Linked DNA regions of Homo sapiens: region 2 is linked to region 1. A link is an interaction called in ENCODE POLR2A ChIA-PET data of the cell type or tissue named here. Cell type or tissue: PC-3. All regions are shown on one strand.

What was found. ChIA-PET counts read pairs that join two places held together with the same protein. Peaks named below come from ENCODE experiments on the same cell type or tissue, not always from the same donor. Only the 100,000 strongest peaks of a DNase experiment are listed, where the experiment ranks them.
Region 2: POLR2A ChIA-PET joins it to region 1 with 5 read pairs; 2 of 35 experiments call an interaction of 5 or more read pairs at or near these places.

The regions. Positions count from the first base shown.
Region 1 is chr2:74,557,913-74,562,912 of GRCh38, forward strand. M1AP (meiosis 1 associated protein) reads right to left here. Exons shown (of 11, transcript NM_001321739.2): 8 at 4,305-4,511; 9 at 2,239-2,379; 10 at 1,786-1,797; 11 at 1-962. The coding sequence ends at 804. Among named protein-coding and RNA genes, the nearest start is that of DOK1, 5.7 kb to the left of the region's middle. In PC-3, no CTCF peak of the experiment used is centred here; a DNase peak (open chromatin) is centred at 2,819.
Region 2 is chr2:74,858,181-74,863,180 of GRCh38, forward strand. All of the region lies in intron 2 of HK2 (hexokinase 2), which reads left to right. Among named protein-coding and RNA genes, the nearest start is that of HK2, 27 kb to the left of the region's middle. In PC-3, no CTCF peak of the experiment used is centred here; no DNase peak of the experiment used is centred here.

The DNA of each region.
Region 1 (5,000 bases):
AGAGATGGCGGGGGGGTCTCACAGTGTTGCTCAGGCTGGTCTCGAACTCCTGGCCTCAAGTGATCATCCCACCTCAGCCTCTCAAAGTGTTGGGATTACAGGTGTGAGCCACTGCTCCCAGCCCAGAGTAAACATTTTATAAATGGTAGCTATTATTCTGTGGATGGAGGGAGCAACAGGAAGGTTGGTACATGTGGGGAGAGGGTAACAGGAAAGGAGTAGGTCTTTTTTTACACCATCCTCTCCCCTGTTCTGGGCAGCCCTCCCACCCCCCAGCACACACACTTTGCATGTAGGTACCAAGCACTTGTCTCTTTGGAGGCTGAAGCCTGGTGGTGTAGTGGGAAGGGCACAGGCTCTGAAATGAGGCTTGGATTTCAATCTTACTTGTCTTTTATGAGCTTTCAAAACCTCATCCTTGTTCCTGAGGTCCAGTTTACCAAAGGTGATCTGACCTCATCCACCTGCTTACACAGAGCTACAAGAAGAAATTCTGAGTTATGAATGCTCCTAACAATGGTAGAAGCTTACTGGGTGTTTAATCTTCACCTGTGTAAACAGTAGCAAATGATTCTAAAGAAAATGAAAGTCCTTGCTGGAGAAAGGACAGGCTCGGGTGTGTCGCTTCCAGACTTGAGGAGTGGGACAGCACTGAAACAGGACAGGAAGGCTGTTGTTTCCCAGTCAGCCCTCACTCACAGAGGCTCAGGCGGATAGAGAGCAAGTCTGACCACAGATAGCCATTATGTGAACCTGAGCATGGATATGGTTAAGCTGGGCAGCTGGGCTCTGGTGCTGGTGACTTAGGGCCTTGAGGGATCCTTCTCCCACTCTGAAGGCAGGAAGAAGGCATCTGAGGAAGATTTGCTGGCTGCTGGCATCTTGGAGGCTCTGCCTGGGACAGGAGTCATAGGCAGGGGGGCCACAGTAGCTCGAGCTCGGTTGGTCTGCAACTGCCCAGTCTGCAAAGAGAGCAACCAGAGCCTTCTCTGAAGATCAGAGTTTCTGAGCACCTATCCCATTCTCTGTTGGGCTTCCTGTCCTAACTCTTTCCTAAGTTCATTCCCTGGAGTGACAGCCTCAAGGCCGAGGACAGTGATCTGGAGTCCCTTAAGCCCAGCCTCCACAGTGCCTGTCTCCTTGCCTGGTGTCCTACCTCTGGCAGCTTGCCTAGCAGCTAACTTGTGGTAGCCTCTGCTCCTACCTCTGGTTTGGAAACGTCCTTCTGTAATTTTAGCTAAGACAAAATGAATTTTTTTTTTTTTTGACAGGATCTTGCTCTGTTACCCAAGCTGGAGTGCAGTGGCACAATCTTGGCTCACTGCAGCCTTGACCTCCTGGGCTCAAGCAATCCCCCGACCTTAGCCTCCCAAGTAGCTGGGACTACAGTGTGCACTACCACTCCTGGCTAATTTTTTTTGTATTTTTGTAGAGACGAGGTTTTGCCATGTTGCCCAGGCTGGTCTCAAACTCCTGAGCTCAAGCGATCCACCTGCCTCGGCCTTCCAAAGTGCCGGAATTATAGGCATAAGCCACCGTGCCCGGCCTAAAATGAGAATTTTTCTAAAGGCTGTGTTACTAAGAAACTGAGAAAAAGTTAATAAGGGCAAAAGGAAGCCCAAATATTATATAGAACACGGGTTTCATAAAAATATTTCTCTATCCTCAATCACTCTTCCCTCTTCAACCCCAACTGTCTTCAACCCCAGATAGTCATGGGAGTCCTCTCAAGTTACTAATCTTGGTCAGCCTCCTTTCCTCATCTGTAAATGAGCAAACACTTACCTTGCAGGGATGCTGTGAGGATTAAATGAGAAAAACATATAAGCAAGCACTTATCATAAAACCTGGCAAATGACTGGTGCTCTATAAATATTAATTTCCCATCCCTTGGGCATTTCTTTTCCCACCTTTCCTTCAGCCTTTTCTTTCACGAGGACTGTGGTTATAGTTCCTGTGTAGCCAGTTTGCTTAATGGGACAATGGTCTGTTTAATGAGCTATCATAAACACTACAATTAAAACACCTGAACATTATTATATGTAAATGCCCTAGCAAACAGGCCTCCCTACCCAGTAAGGGTTCTAATTTTCCCCTCCACCAGGGGTGGATCCTGGAGGAAGGCTACTCCCTTGGATGGGGGCGGTGTTGGGATGGGGGAGGAGGGTTTTCTAGGACTCTGGGCATGAAGGGGAGGGAGGGGAAGTAAGGAAGAGGAGGGAAGGAGGGGAGCGGTACCTTTCTCGGAGCTCGGCTCTCCCAGTGTGGGTGGAGCCGCCCCTGAGGCTTGGCATAGATGCTGCTCAGGTGTGAGTACAGGTGGCTTTGAACATGCAAGGGGTTGTAGGTGGGCTCCAGCTCCAGGCTGTCCAGCATGCTCTGAGGAAAAGAGAGGAGGGGCCTCACTAGGGAACTTAAGATCACAGAACACAAGATGTCAGGTAGCGATCCAGGAGTGTGAGGGGCTGGAGGAAGTGTGAAACCCCAGGGCTGCCATGAAGGCTGTGAAATAGATGCTGTCCCCCTGGGTGTTCTGGCCTGAGGTCCAGTGCTTGTGATGTAAGGGCCAGGCATGGATAGGAGAAGTAGGAACAACCCTAAGTGGTTAGGAACACTGAACACTCTGGCCCCAAGATGCATGTCCAGGGGTTCTGAGGGGGCCGGCGCACATGAATGCTACAAGGGATCCACTGTGAGCATGGAGGGAGGGTGTGTCAGTGGGCTACCCTGCAGGGCAGGGTGCTCACAGCCTGCAAGGCGAGTACATGGAGTTCTCAGCCTAGAGGTGAGCTGAGCTGAATGGAAAGGGAGGAGGGGATACAGGAGCACAACATTCCTGTGCAGTCAGGTTTTCCGGCCACAACATCCTGTGCCAGGAACCACTGGCCCCAAAGTGAGACACTGAGCAGGCCATGGCCACTTGTGCCCACCTCTCTCTGTGTCTCTGTGGCCGCCAAGCCAAGAGCACAATCCCAGGCCTTGTCCTTGCTGCATTTAAGCTAGCGAGCCAGCAGCGACGTGGTTCCAGTTCTCCCTACCCAGAGCCAGCCCTCCCACTCTTAGCCTGGGGAGACTAGCAGAGCAAATATAGAGAATCCAGATCCCAGGAAGAGGAAAAGGAGAAGGAGGAGAAACAGGTGGAGGAGGAGGGGAGGAGGAGGAGGAGGAGGAGGAGGAGAAGGAGAAGGAGGAGGAGGAGAAGGAGGAGGAGGAGAAGGAGGAGGAGGAGAAGGAGGAGGAGAAGGAGGAGGAGGAGAAGGAGGAGGAGGAGAAGGAGGAGGAGGAGAAGGAGGAGGAGGAGGAGAAGGAGGAGGAGGAGAAGGAGGAGGAGGAGGAGGAGGAGGAGGAGAAGAAGAAAAAGAAGGAGGTAAAAATGGCTTTCAGAGTTGTTTGCTCCTCTGCATCTGCATCTATCACATCTCATCTTGAAGCCCTTCCTATTTTGGGCACCTACATTGGCTGCCTTTTCTCAACAAACATAAATGAGCGCAAACACAGGTATACACATATGCACACGTGCAATGCAGACAGACCCCTAAGAACACACCAGCACACAGATGTGCACAGGCGCATCTACACCCACTGCCACCAATTTAGAGACCCAACCACAGACACACTCGGGCACAAAAACACACAAAGACACGAAAACCCATACAAAGGCTGATTTTTTGGGTCTCCTTTTATTCCCTTCTCCCTTCTTTTTTCTTCTGCTTTCCACTGTGTCTTCTTTCCTTTCCCTCCCAAAGTTCTGCTCTCCCTTGTCTAACTTCACAATCTCCTCTCTGGGGAGGAGGTGGGGGCAGGAGAACCAGTCTGCGCAAAGACAAAACCAAACCAAACAAGCGTCCAGTGCATCCCCAGGAGCTGGACCTGCTGGTGTTGTGGCTTCCTCCCCTGCCTCCCTGTGCCCTGGCCTGACATCAGGTTTCCACTCTGTGATGCTCCCTTTTCTCCTTCACAGCCACCCATTCCTCAGATTTCAGGTCCGTGTGCATGTCGTGTGTCCTCCAGGATGGCTCTAATTCCCAGTCATCACTGATGCCAATATCCCTTTTCTCTCCCAGTTTTTTGTTCTCAAACCTCATTTCCCTCCATTCTATTTCACTCCTTACCCTGCTGCCATAATCTAAGTGTTTACTTCCTTCTTCTGGCATAATTGCCTATCCTTGCTTTCTCTTCTTACTCTCTTACCACACTCCTTCAGCTCCGCATCCATTCCCTCATGGGCTCACTCCTCTCCCTCATCCCTTTCTCAAACTCCATTCGCTTCTAGATCTGTCCCATGAGATCTGGGCTCCACTTGCCTCCACATTCTTAAGGCTATCATCATGTGGGTCCTCAGGTAGCAGGGGGAAGGTGCTGGGCAGCATCAGTTCCCGCGTGGCCACCGCCTTTACCAGCAGTGTGAGGGAGTGTGACGGCATGATCACATAGAAGGTGCTGGCAGGAATTCTCTGGCTGTGTCCTGGGCCCGGTGGTTCCCCCTTGGCTAACAGCAGCCATTCCCTTTTCTGAAACAAGGACATACAGAAATACTGGTTCATCTTTAGTCTATGGCATGGTTTGAGGATCAGTCCCAATTGAAGTTTCCCTGACTTCCAGGGGTGCTGAGGAGGGCAGAGCCATTTAACTTCGGCCCTGGTAGGGAGGGACTTCCTGCATGAATCATCAATATCACAATGTACTACTCTTCCTCCCTGGTTTGAGATATGCCAGAGAGAGTATATAAAAGGGTCAACAATGGAGAGAAAAGTTAAGAAATTCCCTGTAACTTGAAGTAGGTGTTCATCCCAGAGGGGCCTACCACATTCAGCATACATGTGGACTTTTAAGAATTATAATTCTTAAAAACAGAGTCTTGAAGCCCATGGTGCGTGACTGTACCCGTAGCTACTCAGGAGGGTGAGGTGGGAGGATTCCTTGAGCCTAGCAGATCAAGGCTTCAGTGAGCCATGATTGTACCACTGCACTCCAGCCTGGGTGACAGAGTGAGACCCTCT
Region 2 (5,000 bases), 300 kb after region 1:
TCTTAAACATGATGAAGTTGGGTTTGTCTTCTATTCTTTAAGAAAGTTGCTAGTCAGAACCTGCTAAATGTTTTTCACTTTGCAGTTTGAAAGCCACTGCCTTAAATGATCCTTGGCCCAGTTTGATTCTAGATGAGCATTTCCTTTCTTGCTGGCACGAAATATGTAGTTTCAGGACAGTGTGGGGTGAGAGGTGAGAATCAGAATTATAGGTTCAAATGGGTTTGAATTCAAGCTGTGTGCTTCAGAGCGATTTATGATGTGATCCTCTATTTCCTCATTTGTGAAAAGGGGAAACTTCAGGGGGATCGGTTTTCTGAGAATTAAGGGAGAATCAGATATGTGACTTTCTCACATGTGTTACAAACACTCCTGCAGCCACAAACCACCACTGCAAAAGGCACTCTCATTGCCAAATTTACTAAGAAAAGGTGTGTAAGACTCCCAGGTTTTAATTTTGGAAGATTGGCATCAAGGGAGCAGGTGTGAGGGTTCATCCCCATCACCAGGGGCCCTGCATTTTGGAGTGAAGACCAGGCCCCAGCTCTTATACCAGCTCCAATTATCTAATTGTAATCAAAGTCCTATTAGAAAATGTGGAGAAACCAGAAAGTTTCAGGCCATTTATTTGTGGTGGAGGCCTCCCCATCACGGCTTATGGGCTCTTGTGTGAGAAGGCAGGGAATGTCAGTAGCCACTGAACCCCGTAGGGGTGAAATGTTCAAGGTAAATCGTGAAGTACCTGTGCTTCATAGGTTGTGTGGCCTACACAGTGTGAAGAAACACAGTTGGCATAATTAAAAGTGCAATAGACATAAACGGTCCAGGAATGTCTTACTCAATGACTGAATTTGGTGTCAGCCAGAATACATTAAAAATGGTCTCTATTTGTCGTTTTGCTTCTTTCCCAAACAGTTTTAAGAAGTTGAAAGAATTCTATAGTGGTCATCTATATTTTACTTGGTTTGCTTTATCAACCCCCCAATCCTTCTATCCATCAGTCCAGCTTGTTATAATTGATGCATTACAAAACATAAATTGCTGAGAAAGTATAGTAAATACTAATACTGAACTCTAGTTACTATGTATGCTGAAGTTTTAGGGTTCAGACGTATACTTACATAGTAACTAGAGTTCAATATTTGCTGTATTTTCTTGTGATGTAAGATCTAGATGAAGTGAAATAAATCTTAAGAGTATTATCTGATAAAAAAATAAATAGAAGGCCGGGCATGGTGTCTCATGCCTGCAATCCCAGCACTTTGGGAGGCTGAGGCGGGCAGATCACAAGGTCAGGAGATCGAGATCATCCTGGCTAACACGGTGAAACCCTGTCTCTACTAAAAATACAAAAAATTAGCCAGGCGTGGTGGCAGGCGGCTGAAGCAGGAAGAATGGTGTGAACCCGGGAGGCAGAGCATTCCAGCCTGGGCCACAGAGCGAGACTCCATCTCAAAAAAAAAGAGTATTATCTGATGAATTGACAAATACACCTGTTTAATACAACCTCCATCAGAAAAGGGAATGCTTATACACTGTTGGTGGGAATGTAAATAAGTACATCCTCTATGGAAAACAGTATGGAGATTTCTCAAAGAACTAAAAATAGAACTGCCATTCCATCCAGCAATCTCACTATTGAGTATCTACCCAAAGGAAAAGAAATCATACCAAAAAGATGCCTGCACTTGTATGTTTATCACAGCACCATTCACAATAGCAAAGATGTGGAGTCGATGCCCATCAATGGACAGATGATTGGATAAAGAAACTGTGGTATATATACATAATAGAATACTGTTCAGTCTTAAAATAGAATGAAATAATGTATTTTGCAGCATCATGGATGGAACTGGAGGCTGTTATTTTAAGTGAAACAGCTCCAAAACAGACAAATACCGCACGTTTTCACTTATAAGTGGGAGCTAAACAGTGTGTCCACATGGACATAGAAAGTGGAATGATAGACCATGGAGACTTGGAAGGGTGAGGGTAGGAGGGTGGGGGGCATGAGGGTAGGAGGGTGGGGGGTGGTGTGGATGATGAGAAATTACTTAACGGATGTAGTGGGTGTTGGATACACTAAAAGCCCTCACTTCACCATTGTGCAGTATATCCATGTAACAAAATTATGTTTGCACCTCATAAATTTAAACAACTAAAAAAAACCTCCATCAAGATACAGAACATTACCATCACCCCAGAAAGTTACCTTGAGCCCCTTCCCAGTCAATCCCTGTACCTGATCCCCCCAGAGGCAATCACATTCTACTATTTTCCACATATGTGAGTTTTGCCTGTTCCAGAACTTCACATATAAATCGACTCACACAGTATTTGTTTTTTATGCAAGTCTTTTTTTATTTGTCATAATGTGGGATTTATCTGTGTTGTGTCTATCAGTGTCTCGTTCCTTTTGGCTGCTGATTCCATGGTATGATTAGAATCTGATATGAATATTGATGGACACCCGGGCAGTTTCCAGTTTTTGGCTATTTGAGTAAAGCTGCTATGAACATTATTGCACAAGCCCTTTTGTGGACACGTTTTTAGTTCCTTGTATAAACAACTAGGAGTGGAATTACTGGGTCATTCATAGAATTTGGTATATGTTTAATTTTTAGAAACTGCCAGACATTTCCCCCAAATTGTTGAACCATTTATACTCCCACTAATAATGTATGAGAGCTCTGCCTGCTCCATATCCTCAATAGCATTTGTTGTCTGTATGTCCTTGTTTCTTTTTTTCAGTGGAGAGTTAATTAAAGAAAGCATTCATTTGCGTTTGCTAGGAAACACACCATCTTGACCTCTCTGTAGGCAGCCCTAATCTGTGCCACAACCCTGCGTGTGACTGTGGTACCAGCCCTAACGCAGTTCTGTCAGGGGCCCCACCACACACATAGGGGCCACACATAGGGGCCTGGCTTTCAGAGGACAGTTCCATTTTAAAAGGGAATGCAGGGGTCGGGCACGGTGGCTTACGCCTGTAATCCTAACACTTTGGGAGGCCAAGGTGGGTGGATCACTTGAGGTCAGGACCAGCCTGGCCAACATGTTGAAACCCCATCTCTACTAAAAATATAAAAAATTAGCCGGTTGTGGTGGCATGGACCTGTAATCCCAGCTACTGGGGGGCTGAGACACGAGAATCGCTTGAATCTGGGAGGCAGAGGTTGCAGTGAGCTGAGATCATGCTGCTGCACTCCAGCCTGGGCGACAGAGTGAGACTCCGAAAAAAAAAAAAAGGGAATGCAGGAAGAATTGATAGCATTTAATGAGCACCCATGGTGTCTGTACTAGGCCATTTACATAAATCTGTTTTACTCTCCACAAAAACTTTACAAGAGAGTCATTCTCACTTTAAAAATGAGGCAACCAAGGCTAAAAAAGGATTGATGGCTGCCAAGGTCACCTGTGGGCAGATGGTGACAGTTGGGATGTAAGCATAGATAGTCCTGACTCCACGGCCATAAGATTCACAGTTTACATTGGCTTGTACTGCTGAACCAAAGTTTCTAGGGAAAATCAGATGATTATCTTTTTAAATGGATCCTAAATACGAGTTGGCTTTGTATCATTCCAATAAGAAGCTCAAGTACAACCCAACTGAAAATGTGCCAGCCGCATGTTCTAACTTAGAAATGAAGTAACTGTGGTGCCTTTATCACCCTTGTCTTGGCAAGATCGTTTGGTTATAACTATGCCTTATGAGACAGAGTGAGGGTAAGGCAGTGTCAGATCGATCATTTGACTCTTCTTCACCTCGGAATTGTGAATTATGTTCACAGGTAAGTATACCTCCATCCTCTAGCCAGACTTAAACCCTCTAGAGAGCAGGGAACCATGATGCTGATGGTGACGGTGATGATGATGATGATAAAAATTGTAGACATCGTTAGTGCCAGGTACTGTGCTGAACGCTGTGTTTGAGCTATCTCATCATTTCTTACAGTCATCCAGTGGTAGGTACGCTGAACTTCACTTTACAGAAAAAGGCAATAGATTTGGAGCAATTAGGCAACTTGCCCAAAGTCACAGTGAGCAAGTGGCAGCATTGGGATTGGAACTTGGCCAGCCAAATTGCTAATGCCTGGGCTTTTAAGCACACCACCAGTGGCACATTGGTGCTGTGCTGCTAGCACAATGTGTGGATTCTTCTCTTACTAACCTAGGCCTAGCTGTTCAGCTCATTCAACAGTCCTCTCCGAGGCTTGGTCCTCTGTGCAGCAGCAGTGTGCTAAGCTGCCTCGTGCCCTTTAAAGAGTGAAAGTTGTGCTGGGGAGATAAGGCCCATGTAGACAAAACAATTAGAGATATCGGGCCATATAATGCAAGCACATGATGTGATAAAGGGAGACCGGGCTGGTGATACGTTGCATGGAAGCTGGTTAAACCTGAAGGAAGCCCTTATCTTGGTTGCTCTGCATTATATTAACAACTGTACAGCGGAGACATACATCCAGAGCTAGCACACAGCAAGTTAATTGGGGTACTTACGTAGTCCAGGCGATATAAATTGAAGATTGTACTGATAGATAGCCTCAGTACAGCAGATGGCACTTACATTGTCAGGCGTTGTGCCAAACGCCTTACACTTCCTTGCACTGAATCTTGACAAGGTGCGTGTGTGTATGTGTGCGTGTATATGTGTGTGTTTTCCTGTGTTCTTGTTCTGGGTTGTGGAGGGAGGTGCTGACTAGAAGGAGGTTATCGTTACCCTTTTAAAACAGATGATGAAATCTGAGTGTCAGATTTCTAATAAATTGCCCAAAGCCACATGGCTAATGCATGTTAGAGTGGGATTTGAACCCAGGTCTGCCTGCCTAAAAAGCTGAACATGCTCAGAGCTTACACAATATTGAAACATAATCATGTTTTAACCCTTTGAAGAGTGGTTTCACATCTGTGGGGCTAATTACACCTCTCTGTGACTGGCACGTATTTTGAGCTTAAGAAACACTTCCTGGGTAAAAAGAGCACCAGAGTGGTGCATTCCA